2 separate regions of the Homo sapiens genome follow, and region 2 is linked to region 1. The links are chromatin loops, found by intact Hi-C in ENCODE. Cell type or tissue: A673. All regions are shown on one strand. Each heading gives the region's core, and the rest is flanking DNA. Links, peaks and the distances in the headings are about the cores only.

Region 1 (9,135 bases), core at 419-8,418:
GACAAAAGGCAAAAACAGAACTACTGATAAGGGTCTATGTTCAGTGATACACTATTGTCTTGATAAACATCTTAAACAACAGAAAACAGGGTTCGAGAGCAGAGAACTGGTCTGACCATAAATTTACCAGGGCAGAGTTTTTCCCCACCTTAATAAGCCTGAGGGTACTGCAGGAGACCAGGGCGTGTTCCTTATCTCAACCGCGTAAGACAGACATTCCCAAAGCAGCCGTTTATAGACCTCCCCCAAGGAATGCATTCCTTTCCCAGGGTATTGATATTAATATTTCTTGCTAGGAAAAGAATTTAGTGATATCTCTCCTACTTGCACATCCATTTATAGGCTCTCTGCAAGAAGAAAAATATGGCTCTTTTTGCCCGACCCCGCAGGCAGTCAGACCTTATGGTTGTCTTCCCTTGTTCCCTAAAAATCGCTGTTATTCTGTTCTTTTTCAAGGTGCACTGATTTAATATTGTTCAAACATAGATGTTTTACAATCAATTTGTACAGTTAACATAATTATCACAGTGGTCCTGAGGTGATGTACAGCCTCAGCTTATGAAGATAACAGGATTAAGAAACTAAAGACAGGCATAAGAAATTATAAAAGTATTATTTGGGAACTGATAAATGTCCATGAAATCTTCACAATTTATGTTCCTCTGCCGCGGGTCCAGCCAGTCCCTCCATTTGGGGTCCCTGACTTCACACATCTCTCCCTTTCTTTTTATATAAATGTGCCATGGCGATGAAGTCTTGTTTGTTCTCTCGGTTTTGACACAGGATTCTTTGACTGGTCCGCACACTAAAAATAAGCCGATTAAACAGAGAAGCATGATTCCAAAATTTGCTACAGTGGAGCCCCCAGTAGACTTAATCCAAGTCATGGAGTTTAGTCCAGAAAGACTTTCTGCCACCTGATCTAATGCCTCAGCTCCAGGCACAATGGATAAATGAGCTTGAGAGGCTTCAAAAATTTGTTTCTTTAATTTAGTTATGTCCAAGGATAAATTATCTTCCCTACCCAGCAGGTGTCCTTTGACCATTGCCCATGAATGATCAGTGTTGTTGTAGGAATATGGTGTGAAACAGAAATCAGAAGTATTCCAATTGCACTGCATTTGCATGCAATGTTTGAGACTCATTTGTTGATCTCCAAGCCAAAGAACAGACTGTCTTAAATCATTAATTTGATTAGCTAATTTTTGATCAATGCCCTGTTGAGAATTCCACATTTGGGTGGAATTGGCTTGCCAATCATTAACAAAATGAGCCATTTGAATAGATTGGTGTAATGCCATTCCGGCAGTGGTGGCCAGTGCAGTGACTGTAATTAGGCCCATGATCACAGTGATTAAAGTGAAAACAAATCTCTTAGATCTTCTGAGAATTCATTGTAACACTTCATTAATTAAATGTACTGAGGGGGAAGATTCCCAAGGTCTGGGTAAAGTTACCAGTATCCAGATTCCTTCTCGAGCTCGAACCAACATTACACTTTTCCTGAAGTCAAAATGGGAGTTAACACAAGTGTATAAATGATAATTAATGCATAGGACAGTTTGGTTGTTTGTCTAAATTTTGATATTTCCCACTAACAGCATGTAAGGAGGCTTAACACAACTCTGTATAGGAATAGTCAGGTTGGAGGTTAACAAAGCAGAATGTTTGAATCTACGTTGATACTGAGGGAGAGGAGCGGCAGTGGCAATGCGCGATATTCTCCGCCGTAAAGGAGCAATCCGAGGTACCCGGGAACACCGAAGAGGTAGAGGGGCATACCTGGGTCGAGAAGAATTATCATTATGCCAATTGGAGTCCCATAAAGGGGGATCTGCATCAAAAAGAGGAAAAGGGTTCAAAGGGGATTTATCATAGCGTTCAGAATCACGATTGCGAGAGGCGGTAGTGGGGACAACAGACAGAAAATTTCCCCTTCCCATACTCGCAGTCCAGACATGGCAATAGCCAGTTTCCGAAGTTCTGGGTGTTCTGGGCTCAGAATGGGGAATATCATACGAGGCCTTGGGTGGGTAATGCCCTTATCTTCCCATTTTAAGTGAAAGAACAAGCTGAACCTTCTATGCAAAGTAGGATGATGATCCTTGTCCTCCCAATAAGAAATAAAATAAGTAGCCTCCAGGCATTCCCTTCTGCCAGAGGAGCAATTGTTTTTTAAATAGCCCTTTGGTGCCCAGTCTATTACTAAACCATATGAGTCATTTTTTAATACTGCTCCATGTGAGTTAACACAGTCTTCCCAAATTAAAGTTTTAGATGGGCTCTCAAAATTTTTAGGACATGGTTTTCCTACAGGTTTATATTGAAAGTATGGGCTATCTCCTATTACTCCCCTTTTCATTTGTCTTAAGGGAGAAAGGGAGAGGCTGGAGACCAAGTGTCCCTGTTCTCCTGTGGCTAATCTCTCTGGAAGATAAGCAGCCCAGACTTGAGTTACTAGATGGATACAACCAGGTGCATGTCTGAGGCACAGAGGAGGGTATTTATAACCTATAGTAACATCAAATGCAGTGCCTTCTTCTCCTGGATGAGAGGGCAACAGTCATCTGTAGCTCCAGGCATCCACACACTATCATTAGTGTAGATTTCTGCAGGAGCATCCATCCAGGTGAGAGGTCGAATAAGTGGAGGAAAGGCACATAAGCCCAATAAGAATAATTTTGTGTAGCAGGTAAATCAGTTTGAGGGGAAACTGGTGAGACAGTATAAGGAGGAGAATTATTAAATAAAACCTATTGTGAGCGAGATCCAGTGCTGAAGGAGGAAGAGAAGAACAGGGGGATATTATTTTCAGGCTAATAGAAATGGTGAGATTTTTAGGTTCATAAGGAGAAAAAGAAAGGTAATTAGGGGAAGTGGGATTAGTTAGAGGGGTCTCCATTGCCATTAGGGAGGATTGAACCAGACCCATTTTGATTTGGCGTGCCAGTTTCTGAGGATCTCACCACGTATGAGGGTGGTCTCTGACGTGGACATCTTTTCTCTGTGGTTTTTATTGTCAGCATTCACACGAAGTTTCAGGCTTCTAGTGGGCACCCAGACAGGGGATTGATGATCTCCTGGTGAAACACAAGCATACCCTCTTCCCCACATTATAATTGTTCCAGGTTCCCAGGTGTTGGTTTGGGAGTTTTAAGAGTTATGTGAAATATTAATTTCAGCCCCCCATTGTGCCAGCAAATCTCTACCCAAAGATTAATGGGGATTGGTGTGATATACGGCTGAATTGTACCCTTTTGACCATCAGGGCCAGTGCAAGGCAAGATAAATGTGCTCCGGTGAACTTCATCAGTTTTTCCAATCCCTGCTAGTCCCATGTTAGTGGGATGTTTAAGCCAGGAGGAAGGCCATAAATTAGAGGAAATAATAGAAACATCAGCCCCAGTATCTACTAGACTCTCATACTTTTTTCCTTGAATGTGTATGATGCAGGTGGGCCATTGTTTAGAAATTACATTAATCCAATAAGTGGCTTTTTTTTTTTTTTTTTTTTTTTTGCCACCGGAGCCCATCCCAGGGCCCCATGTCTTATCTCCTTTGTTTAAAACAATATTAGGTAGTAAAAGTAATTGAGCTTACTGGCCAGAATGGAAACAGGAATCTTGGCAGACACCGTAAGTTTAATCTCATCAGAGGAATCAGAATTAATGAGACCAGTATGAACTATGATACCTTTAGCGGAGGTGGATGCCCTACCTAACATCAGGCCCACCGAACCTTGAGGTAAAGGGCCAGTGACCCCCGTGGGGACAATTAAAGGCAAAGAATTAGGTAGTAAATTTAGAGGAATGGTATACAGAGGTCGACCGCCCCGCGCCCTACTGTGGAGGTGGACAAGCATTGTACTGAGACAGAAGAAGAGGCTGGGACCCATCTGGGTTGGCTGTAGGTAAATTTGTTTGTGCTGGGGGCTGCGTTGGGACCCCTTGAAGCGGAAACGCAACACTGGTCTGAGTCTGAGGTGTCCCGTTTGATATTGGGGCCAGGGATTGGCCCTGCTTCCTGTTTCCCTGGTTCTGTGGCAGGGGGTTTCCATCTATATCAGACTTAGAGTGGCCAGTGTTTACCTTTATGCATGTATAATCTAATATGTAAAAATATTCTGCTTTTTTTAGCCGAGTATTTTTTAGCACAAATAGTAGATTATCACATTTTTTTTGTATTTGATTTTTGCGTTTGATACATCTTGGAGATCGTTCTAAGACATAAAGCCTATAAATAATTATGAGTGCTTGTTCTTTCAAATGCCATAGTAAAATGTTTTTCCCTGTGCTGTAGTTGCTTGCTTTTATTTTAATAGGAAAATATTATTAAATATCACATTAAAGTCAAAAATATTCTAAAAGTTGTTAACATAGACCACTAGATGGTGCTGTCATCACAAAGAAATAAAACGTGCATTGTTTTAAAAACAATTTGGCCATCTAAGGAAAAAAATCCAACTACTATAGAATTGTATAAAACAAAAAGTAACAGCTGGGTTTCTAAGTTCTGTGTCCCAAAAATAGTCACTAATAATTGAGATTTTTCTCTTCCCACTTATTTTATCTATACTGTTTGTGTGTGTGTGTGTTTATGCTCTTTTATAAAATGTATCTAATACTGTACATTGCTATTTTGAAACTTGTTTTTCTAGAAACCTAATATATGATGGAGTTCTTTCCATGTCAGTACATACACATTGATTTCATTCTCCAATGAAATTTGGTAAATAAATTATTTTAAATTATCTGAATGTTATAAAATGTGCTATAATTTCTTTCATCTCTAACATTAGGTATTTAGGTTGTATATGGGTTTTTGCTTGTACAAACAATGATGCAGAAACCATCCTTGTACATTTATTATGGTGCACTGGCTATAGACATCTCTGTTGGACATGATTTTCTTTCAGAACTTTAAAGGCATGATCTTCTATTGATTAAAGCTGCAGCATTGCTGTGGAGTAAATATGCCATTTGGATTTCTGATTCCATTCAAATTCTTTGAATTTGATATGTTCACTTTCTATTTACACTCCTCCTCTCCTTCTCCACTTTAATAATTGTTTATTCACTCCTACAGCTCTTAACACTCTTGAGGAAAGTCCCCATTGCCATTCCTTTTTCCCAAACACTGTTTGGACCTCCAGCGAGCCCTTTTCATCTGAAAACTTAGGTCCTTCCAGTTTGGAAAATGTCCTTGTATTGGTTCTTTGATAGCTTCTTCCCTTCTATATTCGATTTCCTCTTTCAAGAACTCCTATTATCCATATGATCTACCTCCTAGAGTCTCTGTTTTCAAAAAACATTTTTTCCCTTTTATTTTTTCTTTGTCTTTTCATTCTATTCCTGCATTTTATCCTCAATTTTATTTGTCAACCCTTCAAATGGCTTCTTATTTCTTCTTAAGTCATGTCCTTAATTTATTAAAGCATTCCCACTTTCTGCCCGGCCGCCCCTACTGGGAAGTGAGGAGCCCCTCTGCCCGGCCAGCCGCCCCATCCGGGAGGGAGGTGGGGGGGTCAGCCCCCCGCCTGGCCAGCCGCCCCGTCTTGGAGGGAGGTGGGGGGGTCAGCCCCCCGCCCGGCCAGCCGCCCCGTCCGGGAGGTGAGGGGCGCCTCTGCCCGGCCGACCCTACTGGGAAGTGAGGAGCCCCTCTGCCCAGCCACCACCCCGTCTGGGAGGTGTGACCAACAGCTCATTGAGAACGGGCCAGGATGACAATGGCGGCTTTGTGGAATAGAAAGGCGGGAAAGGTGGGGAAAAGATTGAGAAATCGGATGGTTGCCGTGTCTGTGTAGAAAGAAGTAGACATGGGAGACTTTTCATTTTGTTCTGTACTAAGAAAACTTCTTCTGCCTTGGGATCCTGTTGATCTGTGACCTTACCCCCAACCCTGTGCTCTCTGAAACATGTGCTGTGACCACTCAGGGTTAAATGGATTAAGGGCGGTGCAAGATGTGCTTTGTTAAACAGATGCTCGTTAAGAGTCATCACCACTCCCTAATCTCAAGTACCCAGGGACACAAACACTGCGGAAGGCCGCAGGGTCCTCTGCCTAGGAAAACCAGAGACCTTTGTTCACTTGTTTATCTGCTGACCTTCCCTCCACTATTGTCCTATGACCCTGCCAAATCCCCCTCTGTGAGAAACACCCAAGAATTATCAATAAAAAATAAATAAATTAAAAAAAAAAAAAAAAGCATTCCCACTTTTCAGCAGGGTCACCAGCTCTCCTGGTTTGCCTGGGACTAAGGGTTTTCCTGGAATATGGGACTCTCAGCTAAAACTGAGATAGTTCTGGGCAAACGGGGATGGTTGGCCACTCTACCCCTGGATATTCTTTGTTGGTAGCAACTTTTCCTTTTTTCTTGCTTGAAATATTGTTTTATCCTCAAGCTTGTTAACTATAGGTTTTTTAACAGTCTTTGTTTTTTCTCAGTATCATGCAATACGTTGACTCTGCTTTCTTTGAGTTCTTTTGATTTACTTAGTCTCTCCTTTCATGCTGGAGACTGTACAAATGTCTTGTGATTTGTAACTGGCTAATCATATTTAAGAGTGCTGACTGGAGGCACTTCAAGAGTAGCAGGGCTCATCAGCTGCTGGGTTTTACTCTAGGGGGATTTGAGAGGAACCTAGGCATAAGATTGTGAGATTACCAAATGTTAATCTAGAGCTCTTTTTTCTTGGACTCATCGATTTCCAGTTTCCCCATAGAGAAAGCCTCCAATTTCTTGCTGGGCAGGCATCATTCTCGGGGGTGGTGGTTGGAGTAAGTGGTAAAAAGGGACTGGAGTGGCCTTTTTCTCAATATGGCACCTCATTCCATCCATTGTACTTGATGTCTCTGGGACTATGAGAGGTAATAATAAATTGTTGCCTTAAACATCTAAGTTTGGGTTGATTTGTTACACAGTATTAGATGCATGCAACAAAAATTGTTATTGAAACTGGGATGCTGCTGTAATAAAGACTTAAAACTTGTGGCATTGGCTTTGGGACTAGGCAGCAGGCAAGGGGCAAAAGGGCCTTGAGGAGACTGTTAGTGACAACCTGCGGGACAGTGAGGAATTACCAGTGGAAGCTGGAGAAAAGCAGAGCCTTGTTATACAATGTTAGAAAGTTTGGTAACAAAGTTGCCAGAAGAAATGTGGAAAGTAGAAATGAACTAATGGGTTTGGCTAAGGAGGGGTCCACATAGAATACTGAAAGTGCCACCTTCTTTCTTTTAGCCTCATATGCTAAAGTAATGGCTAGAGAGAGATGAACTTTTAAAAAGGTGGGGGGAGGGAGAGGGTACTGTTACTGTTAAGTTTTGAACCGTTTCCAGACAGTAAAATTTTCTCAAGAAAAGGCAGGCCAGGCGCAGTGGCTCATGCCCGTAAGCCCAACACTTCAGGAGGCTGAGGTGGGCGGATCACCTGAGGTCAGGAGTTCGAGACCAGCCTAGCTAACATGGTGAAACCCCGTCTTGACTAAAATACAAAAATTATCCAGGCATGGTGGTGGGTGCCTGTAATCCCACCTACTCATAAAACCGAGGCAGGAGAATCGCTTGATCCTGGGAGGTGGAGTTTGCAGTGAGCCGAGATTGCACCACTGCACGCCAGCCTGGGCGACAGAGCAAGACTCCGTCTCAAAAAAGAAAAGAAAAGAAGAAAAAAAAAAAGAAAGGGCTTCTGAGCAAAGATCAAATCTAGGGTAACCAGTAACACTGATGTGATGTCAGGGTGAAAATAGAGTTAAGCATGCATCTGTAACCACCTATTGAGTTTTCAGAAAGACTCAAGGGGGTGCCTTGTAGATCCTCTCAGGTGAACAAAGTCCTAAGGGCATTTCACCCACAGAACTGTGACTCTTGGGCCATAGTAGTGAAGAAGGCCTGTCTTAAAGAGACTGTGTGTGTGGCTTTTGTATAAAGGAGTGAACCCCAGTAAGATTAGTAGGGAACTTGTTAAGTTTTTAAGAGGGTTGTACCATTAGAAGTACAATGTGCTTGGATTGAAAGGACAGAACTAGTTCAGAAAGAAAAAAGTTTTTAGAGTTCCCAAACTTCTCTAGTTAGGAAGCAATTTGGGAAAGCTATGAAACTGTAAAACATTAATCATTTCTTAAAAAGAAAGAAGATTGATTCAAAATGAAGAGCTGAAAGTCCAGAGGGTAGAACCAAGAGCCACAGGAATCACTCCCTTATGAAGAAACTAGTGACATATGCCTGCCAGGACTTAAGAATTGCTATAAATCAGGGACAGCTGTGTGTCTTCTGACCAGTCTCTTTGCCCCCCTATCCCGTTGTTTTTGAGGAAAATTGTTGTGTTTATTATATTTCTGCACTATCATTGCATGTAGTGTGTAGGCACTTAGTTCACAGTTCTTCAGACTGAGAAGAGCCATATTGAAGAGTTACACCCAATGAACTGCACCTGCAGCTGTACCTGGCTCTGATTTAAATGAGTAGATCCTAGACTTTGAGCTGATGCCATGGTGATATATCATCATAGGGGTCTTGGGAATGGTGACAAGCCTATTTTGCTAATGGGAAAAATGTAAATTGTGGTGACCAGAAGGTGAACCTTGGTAGCTAGTATCCAAAGATGTCCACCATCAATTGCTTTCCTCCCTGTGTACATATGCTGTATCTTGTATCAAGAAGTAGGGTCAAATTACCCTCTTCTTGAATCTGGGCTAGACTTAGTGACCTGCTAGACCAATAGAATGTGGAGAGAAGAGATGTTCTGGAACATCGGAAGCTAGGCCATATGATGTCTTACAGCTTTTGCCTGAGTTTCTTAGGACAATCATTCTTGGAATGCTTCCATGTAGAACCTAGTGGTCATCCTATGAAAAACCCAAGCCACATGGGGAGGCCTTGTATGGGTGTTCCAGTTTACAGTCCCAGCTAATACTAGCATCAGCTGCCAACCATGTGAGTCAGCCATCTTGGACATCCATCCCAGATGAGCCTTTGGATGATTCTAGCTCCAGCCATCATTGGACTGCAATCACATGAAAAACTCTAAACAAGAACTACCCAGCTGAGCTCAGTCAAGTCATAAAACCATTAGAGATAATATATATTTTTAAGCCACTACGTTTTGTGGTTGTTTGTTGTGTAGTAATAGAAAACTGG
Region 2 (9,135 bases), core at 546-8,545, 270 kb after region 1:
AATAGTTCTACAATGAACATATGCAAACATGTATCTTTGTAATAGAATGATTGCTATTCCTTTGGGTATATACCCAGTAATGGGATTGCTGGGTCAAATGGTATTTCTGGTTCTAGGTCTTTGAGGAATCACCATACTGTCTTCCACAGTGGTTGAACTAATTTACATTCCCACCAAGTGTAAAAGCATTCCTGTTTCTCTATAGCTTTGCCAGCATCTGTTGTCTCCTGACTTTTTAGTAATTGCCATTCTGATTGTCATGAGATGGTATCTCATTGCGGTTTTGATTTGCATTTCTCTAATGATCAGTGATGTTGAACTTTTTTTTATATGTTTGTTGGCTGCATAAATGTCTTCTTTTGAGGAGTACCTGTTCATGTCCTTTGCCCACTTTTTAATGGCTTTTTTTCTTGTAAATTTGCTTAAGTTCCTTGTAGATTCTGGATATTAGATCTTTGTCAGATGGATAGATTGCAAATTTTTTCTCCCATTCTGTAGGCTGTCTGTTCAGAGAAAGTTACTTGTTTCTCTCTTTCTCTGCTCCCCTCACTTCTTATAAAGCCACTAGTCCCATCAAGAGGGTCCCATCCTCATGACCTCATCTAATCCTAATTACCTTCCAAAGTTCCCATCTTTAAATACCATCACAATAGGGAACAAAGCCATATATGAATTCGGTGGGGGACATAATTCAGTTGGGTGTGTATATATACATACATGTGTATGCAAATATGTGTGTATATATAATAATTTGAATCATATAAAAATTGTTAACCAATGTGATTTTTTACTTTAGCAATTTTAACTTGAGTAATTTTCATTGCATAAACAATGCAATAACAACATTAAGGGAAATTTGAAAAAACTAAAATAACGTTACCCATATAGTTTTCTTTATTAATATTCTTTTTCATTTTTCCACATAAATGTCTCTTTTGCACAGTTATAATTGTAGTGAACAAATCCTTTTAAATTCCATGTTTAAAAATTGACATTGGTGTAAATATTTTTCCTGTGATTATTTGATGTTAATAATTGTCATAAATTGCAAGTATGTACAGTATTTTTTATTCACTCCTGTTGATAGTGGATTGTTTTCTTACTTATGACTGGAAATTTGGTTATAAAATTCGTTACTTACTAGTTAAATTAGTATGAAAATATGCATATATCACCACAAGTATTCTGTTACTAGCTATATGACTTAGAATAAGTTTAGAACTGAACTATGCCTCATTTTTCTCATTTGTACAGTGAGTCCAAATAATACTTATCTCTTTCCCAAAGTTTAATGAGAGTTATACCTCATAATACATTTTAAGCGCTTAGACTATTCTTTAGCATACAGCATATGTTCAACAAGTGATTATTTATTAATTAAAACATTAACAAATGTGCTTTTACAATGATTTAACATATTTAAAATGTTTGACATATGGTTAAATCAAAATCAGATGATTGGTGGCCCACAAACCTAATTATCAACCAAAATATAACTATAATACTTTCTGCAAAAAATCCAATTTATTAAAGTTGTTTCTCTTTTTGATAGCACTACAGTAAAAGATGAATAGGCTAGGCATGGCTCACTCAACTTTTCCCATTAATCAGAAACTTGCATTGACTCAGGTGATTGCTGACAGCTATTTTCTGAATATTTACAGAAGGCAGTGAATGGATGACCTACTGAAAATATCATTCGTGAGAAGACAACATTTAATGCACTGGACCATGAAGAGTTTGCTATACTTAGCAAAAAAAAAAATAACACTCCCAGGGCTGTATCCTTACTGATGATGAAAAGGCAAGTCTGTATGCTGAAAATGCTGACATTCCAGACAGATGGATGTCTTATTTCAAAGTTCTCCTGAACAAGCCATGAAGAACAGCATTAGCTGACCCTCAGGGTGTGATTGACTTTGCTACACAGAGCAGCAAGAGTGACCTCAATTCCATATCCATCAGTGAGATTTATGACTCAATTGTAAAAAGCAAAAAATGCATTAAATGCTAATGGAATATACAATGAAAATCTTATAAGAAATATACACATGCATGATGCATGCACACATGTATGTACATGGATATATTCGATTGTAGCTTTGCCAGGAAGAAGAGCCACTGGTGTATGAATCTTCCTGATCCAGAAGTGTTTGAAAATTATGAGGAAAAATGTATTTTAAAATCATGGCCTCATCTTCCTTTTGATGCTTGTAATGATCTTGAAAAATTCTCTTAATGTTTTTTGTTGAGGAGTAAGTCTGAGTAGGTTGGATTTATGCATAATCATTTTATGGTTGAGCAAAGTTTTATGTTCCTCTACAGCCATCCAAGAGAGACTGGGATTTCTTCCAGGGCTATCCCAGGCTTCATTAATTTTAAGGCCACCTTCAAATACACAGATCATAGTTACTTAAGAAGAATTCTTATACCATAAGGACAAATAAATTTTCTATTGGATATTCATGCATTTGATTCTATTCCAAAAAATATTGGGTATATTTTCTGAAATTCTGGGGACCGATGCCAAATTGAACACATTCAAAGATGGGATAATCTAGCTTAGGAATAGTTTATGCAAAAAACATTTGAGTTTATTCTTCATCATTTTTTTCCTATTGGAGTTAAAATAATAACAGAAGACTTGAATAATGCCATTTGCAGCTTAAAGTCAGAAGTAGAAATTGGGGTTAGAATCAGGTATCTAATAGTCTAAAACCTCTGGTCTTATATCCACAGAACTCGGAAAAAAAAGATAAAGAAAATTTATTTTTTCTTGACAAAGAATTTTGGTTTATAGAATGTTAGGCTTTCATGGAGCCTGAAAATCACCAGCTCCCACCTCACCCCATCTCCCATATCTCTCATGGTATTTTTGTCATATGATCATTCATCCAACCTCTGCCTTATATCCTAGGCAGTTCCACAGTTGGAAAGATCTAGTGGCTGAAATTGTTGATATGGAGACAAAACTTCCTCCCCAAAGTGCTTATTAATTGTTTCTGGATCTATCTCTGAATAGGAGAGAAGATTTGTTCCTCTTGTTGACTGACTGTTTTTATCCATTTTAGGAAAGCGATTGTGCTCTTCCCCGGTCTTGTTCAGGCTAAGCAGAGTTAAACCCACAAACTTTGGAGTCCAATAGAGATAAGATTCCTCCTTGCCCTTCCTATTTTTGTGATCTTATTGAACCATTCTTAGTTTCCCTTTCTGTAAAATAGCGATGAAGCAACTGACCTTCCGTAGCTCTGAGGATTAAATAACAATGCAGGCTCTTGACAGATGTTAGCTACTATTTTTATTTTTTTCAACTATTCTTATGTAACATAAATCCTTAAGAGCTAGAATAGATACAGATAAATTTGATTTGAATCCATTTTTTTTAAAGCAAATACGTAATTCCCGGAAATTTCTGGAAGTGTGTGTGTGTCTGTGTCTGGGTCTGCATCTGTGTGGGGTGCAGTTGTGTTTCTCTGGCATCTCTGGCTCTGGCATTTTGTCTCCACTTAAGTTTTGCTTTTTGTTTTGTCTTTATTCCTAGATAGTCAATCTAAACATGAAGTTTAACCTCTTTGATCTGATGCACACCCACACGCAGGCACGTGCAGGCATGTGCGCACACACACACACACACATCCACACACACACACACCCATGTCAAGTCTCTGAACATGCAACAACTTTGATAAAGGGTTGGGAGATTAAGAGAACTTTATTTTGCAGCACATGAAAACTGAAAATTCAATATCTGACATTTTTATTCTAAAACATTTTCTTGCATCAGCTACGTGTCTTTTTGCCAACTCTCTTTTTTCCTCTTCTTGCTCTCCAGACCAAAACTACCAAAATTCCTCTGAGAATATCTTCCCTAATTAAAATAATCAAATTTGTAAGACTTAATTGGTTAAAATCTAAGAATAGTAGTGATCAGTTTGTCTCTAATTAATACATTCCTTTTGGGGTGGATCTTATTCCTTCATAAAGATTCCATAACAAAATAATGTTATTCTGTAGAGAGCTTTCTGCACTGCCAATTTGAGAAGGCAATGCAGCTATTCACAGAAGATCTTTAAACAAGAGCAGTTTTTATTACTTTGAAATCACTTGCAGATGTTATTCACTATCTTTGCAGTTGCCATAAGATCAAACTCAGATATGGCACTTGTTACAGCCATCTGTTTAATGCTTCATTGAGAAACTTCATCATTCCAGCTTTTTCAGGATTATTTTTGTGAGCCCAAATCTCTGCAAAGGTGAATGTTTAAAACCTAAGTACTTACTTTTGGAGTTTAAAGTCTGTCTTCACTGCTAGATGAGACAGTAAGCTATGTGAGGGCAGGCATCCTGGCTGTGTTGTTTCCTGCTGTTTGCACATCCCTTGGCACAATGTATGCCACATGATAGAGTTTCAATCAATGTTGGTTGAATGAATGAATGCATGAACACATTTTTAAGATATGGTACATAATAAAAATGCAAAAAGGACCCTTAATTTATTTTTAGATAAGGAAGCCAGGGCCTTAATAACTGTTTAAAGTGCCCAGCTTTTAGAAATCAAGACCAAAATTTTAATGATTATAAGAAATTATTTTGGAAATGGTTGAGATCTTTCTACTACTCATGTCAGAATAATAACTTGGTGAACAATAGTACTGGAGTAACCTGTTATTATTTGAATAAATGTAGATAGAATTTTTACAAGACCTTTCTGTTAGATTTAAACACACAGCTGCCCCTCCCCACCCTCCCTCTGACTCCCTGTCAAAGGTCAAAGGCAGATTAGCATAGAGGTCTTGGGGGGAACTCTGAATTCAGGCGGTCTGAGCTCAAATCTTTACTCTGTACATCCCGAATCATGTATTCCTGGCAATCTGAATAACTCTGCTTCAGTTCCTCACTTGGAAAATAGAGGTTGTAATGTACCCGCATCCTAGTGTTACTTTATATTTCTATTCAACAGTGCCCTTTCTTTCCCTGCCCGCTTTGCTTTGCTTGCCTGCCTGCCTGCCTGCCTGCCTGCCTTCCTTCCTTCCTTCCTTCCTTCCTTCCTTCCTTCCTTCCTTCTTCCTTCCTTCCTTCCTCTCTTTCTTTCTCTCTCTCTTTCTCTGTTTAGCTTTCTTGCTTGCCAAAGTGGCATCCCCTTAATTGCTTCCTTTTTTCTATAATAATATCCTAATCTACTTTATATGAAGTTGAAACAAAATTGATTCAACTTTTTCTTGGCCTTCAAATGGGTGTTTCTAGCCCCCTCAAAGAAAATGTAGTAAATTTAAATGAGCAGGGAAATATAATGTTTAAACTATGATTTGGATTATCCTTTGTTTTCTATATGGAGCCCTTTTTCCCCCAAGCTGAGCAGCACTATGGTAGCTATCACATTGTTATCGCTACTGCTTTGTTTTATTCATTTTAAGACACATATGTTTTTCACATTTCAACATCTCTGAAACTGGGATGCATTGTAAAATCTACAGAGCCTTGTAGCTACTGTCAGTCATGCATCAAAGAGACTTTGTCATTCTTTGTGTGTGCATGAATTAAGTCCTGGCTGTACATATTGTCCTTTCACTGTACTTCTGTGCATTGCCAATACTACACATTGTTTAATCGTGATTTAAAATGTCTAAGCCTGGCACAATGGCTCACGCCTATAATAACAATGACTTGAGAGGCTGAGAAAGGAGATTGTTTGAGGGTAGGACTTTGAGAGCAGCGTGAGCAACATAGCAAGACTCCATCTCTAAAAATATTTTTGAAACATTAGCTGGTGTGGTGGTGCATGCCTGTAGTCCTAGCTGCTCAAGAGGCTGAGGTGGGGGATCACTTGAGCCCAGAAGTTCAATGCTGCAGTGAGCCATGATGGTATCACTACACTCCAGCCTGGATAGACAGAGTGAGACCCCAATATTTAAAACTTTAAAATATATTAATCTATGATTTGGCATTACAATTAAAAGTTATGTAGAAAAGCAAAGAAACTGCAGTAAGACTTTTTTTTTTTTGAGACGGAGTCTCACTCTGTCACCCAGGCTGGAGTGCAATGCCGTGATTTCAGCTCACTGCAACCTCCACCTCCCAGGTTCAAGCGATTCTCATGCCTCAGCCTCCTGAGTAGCTGGGATTGTAGGCACCTGCCACCATGCCTGACTAATTTTTGTATTTTTAGTAGAGATGGGATTTCACCATGTTGGTTAGGCTGGTCTTGAACTCCTGACCTCAGGTTATATATCCACCTCGGCCTCCCAAAGCGTTCAGATTACAGGAACGAGCCACTGCATCTGACCATAAGACTCTTAATGAAACAAATATTCATTATTGCATGAATAACCACAATTCCATTCTTTTATTTGAAAACAAATTCAAGTGTTTTGTGGAAACTGATGGAGTTCAGAAAATATATAAAATAATGCTGTATCATATAACTGGTGTCATCTTATATTCATTGAAATAAAGTAAATTTTTAGAGGGCCCAAAATTGCAATACATTTTAAAGGTATATTACTTAAGTGCTTCCCATGTATAACACAACAAATATGCTGGATGTTGTATGAGTCTCCTAAGGCTGCCACAAAATCACCACAAACTAGGTCACTTAAAATAACGGAAATTTATTGTCTTAACAGTTCTGGAGGCTAAATGATCAAAATCAATGTGTCAGCAGGGCCCTGCTCCCTCTAAAACCTGTAGGGGAAAATCTTTCCTTGCTTGTTCCTAGATTCTCATGGTTACCATCAATTGTTGGCATTCTTCAGTTTACAACTGCATCACTCTAATCTCTGCTTCTGTTGTCTCATGGCATTCTGCCTGTGTGTCTGTATTTTGACGTCTTCTTTACCTCTTGTAAAGACCCCAGTTATATTGAATTTGGGTCTAATCCAATGACTTTATCTTAATTTAATTACTTCTGTAAAACTAAACTTTCCAAATAAGATCACATTCACAAGTACCATAAGTTAGGAGTTCAACATGGTTTTTTTTTGACAGACACAATTCAACCTCTTAACGGATGCTATTTTGGAAGAGAAAAGATGACATAAGTATATGTTCAGCCCAAAAATTTATTTCATTCTGGTAGAAGAGAATACACACACACACACACTCACACACACACACACAACCACGTGCATGCATACACAAACACACAACAGGACAAGCTGTAAAGAAATAGCTATCATAAGAAAACGTAGGCAAAAAGCCAGAAGAGTTAAAAGGAAGAAAATATTACTTTAATAGTACTTGTCTTCTAGTAACTTCCATTCCAAACAATGCATAGAACCATAAACATGTTGGGACTTTGTCTACTAGCACAGCAGTGTTCATTAAATAATTAACTAATTCCATTTCTTGATGTTTAATATGTAATAGTGCTATGTTCTCCTCTATAGATAACCTAAGAACTTATATCTAGATTTATTTACAACTTCCAATAATGATCACCGCTTCCCATTTAACCTGTGAGGTTAGTCATAAAAAGATTATTTTTAGTATTTAATATAGAAATGTTAAATATAAAGTATGTAAGAATAAAACAATTCTATTTTTTAATATTAACTTTACTCCAGGGACTTGAAATAAATAATATATTTTCCTTTTTTAAAGGAAATCAGTTACCTTTTTTAAAATCAAGAATTTACTTAGATGTATGTTGGAAGTACCTAATTCAACAATGAAAATAAAGTTGGCTTTTTCTAAAGTTCTGGGGTTTTTTGTTTTAATTGGATGCTGTGAGTCCAATTAAAACATCTCTATAATATGTGTTTTATGTTGATTTTCTTGGAAAGATCGAAGAATCACTCAGGCTCAGTTTAGCCCTACATAAAATTTATGTGGTGGGCAGATTTAAGGTGGTCCTTAAATCTCATCCATGTCCTTGTATAAATAATCCCCTCTTTTGAGTGTGGGTGGAACGTATTACTTTCTTCTAGCCAGTAGAATATGGCAAAAGTGATCAGATGTCATTACCGTGATTATTACGATTTATACAAGATTTTGTCTTGAAAGTGGACATACTAGTGAGACCCTCCCCCAACCCTTTGTGAGTTTTGAAGAAGCAAGCTGTCCTGAATAACTTGCCGTATTGGAGTTCACATGGCAAAAAACTGTGGATGACCCTTAGGAACTAAGAGCTGTTTCCAGAAATAAACTGAAGCCCTCAGTTCTGCAGCCACAAGGAAATCAATTCTGCCAAAACCCAAGGGAACTTGGAAGTGTATCCTTCTCCAGCCAAGCTTCTATGGAGACTACAGCCACAGACAGAACTTAAACTGCAGGCTAGTAAAACCCTAAAGAAGAGAACCAGCTAAGTTGTGCCCAGATTTTCAACCCACAGAAATTATAAAATAATAAATGCATGTTTTTTTAAGTGGCTAAACTTGTGACCACTTGTTACATGGCAATATAAAGCAAATACAAAGTAGAACATTATGAAATCCCAGGATGATTGGAAGCAGTAAATAAGGGAAGGGACAGAGCAAGGTGGCTGAATAGATGGCTTCATCGATCATTCCCCCAACAAAGACACCATTTTAACAACTATCTACACAAAAAACATCTTCATAAGAAGCAAAAATGAGGTGAGGACCCACAGTACCTGGTTTTAAGCTCATACAGCTAAAAGAAGCACTGAAGCGGGCAGAAAAAGTATTGAATTGCCAATGACACTCCTGTCCTATCCCCCAGTAGAGGCTGCATGGTGCAGAGAGAGAATTTGTGTGCTTGGGAGAGGGAGAATGCAGCAATTGTGAGACATTGCATTACACTCAGTGCTGCCCTGCCAGAGTAGAAAGCAAAACCAGGCTGAACTCAGCTGATGCCCACCATGGAGGGAGTATTTAAACCACCTCTAGCCAGAGGGGAATCACCCATCCCAGCAGTTCAAACTTGAGTTCTGGCAAGACTCCCCTCCATAGGCTAAAATGCTCTGGAGAACTAAATAAACGTGAAAGTCAGTCTAGGCCACAAGAAATGAAACTCTTAGACAAGTCCTAGTGCTCAACTCAGCTCAGAGCTAATGCACTTGGGGTCCATAAGACCTACAGAGACACCAGCAGGGTGGCTAATGGAGTGCTTGTACCACCCATCCTTCAACCCCAAGATGCACAGCTCTCTGCTCCAAAATGAACTTCTTCCTTCCAC

Evidence for each region. Peaks named below come from ENCODE experiments on the same cell type or tissue, not always from the same donor. Only the 100,000 strongest peaks of a DNase experiment are listed, where the experiment ranks them.
Region 2: it touches region 1 in a loop (4-fold over the local background); 1 of 110 quality-filtered maps calls a loop at or near these places.

What each region holds. Positions count from the first base shown.
Region 1 is chr4:164,743,822-164,752,956 of GRCh38, reverse strand. No RefSeq gene overlaps it. Among named protein-coding and RNA genes, the nearest start is that of SMIM31, 5.7 kb to the left of the region's middle. RefSeq lists a silencer at 5,893-6,093. In A673, for the core only: a CTCF peak has its summit at 4,345 (motif pointing right); a DNase peak (open chromatin) is centred at 4,416.
Region 2 is chr4:164,477,972-164,487,106 of GRCh38, reverse strand. No RefSeq gene overlaps it. Among named protein-coding and RNA genes, the nearest start is that of MARCHF1, 99 kb to the right of the region's middle. In A673, for the core only: no CTCF peak of the experiment used is centred there; DNase peaks (open chromatin) are centred at 4,126, 5,156 and 5,326; H3K27ac peaks cover 5,357 bases.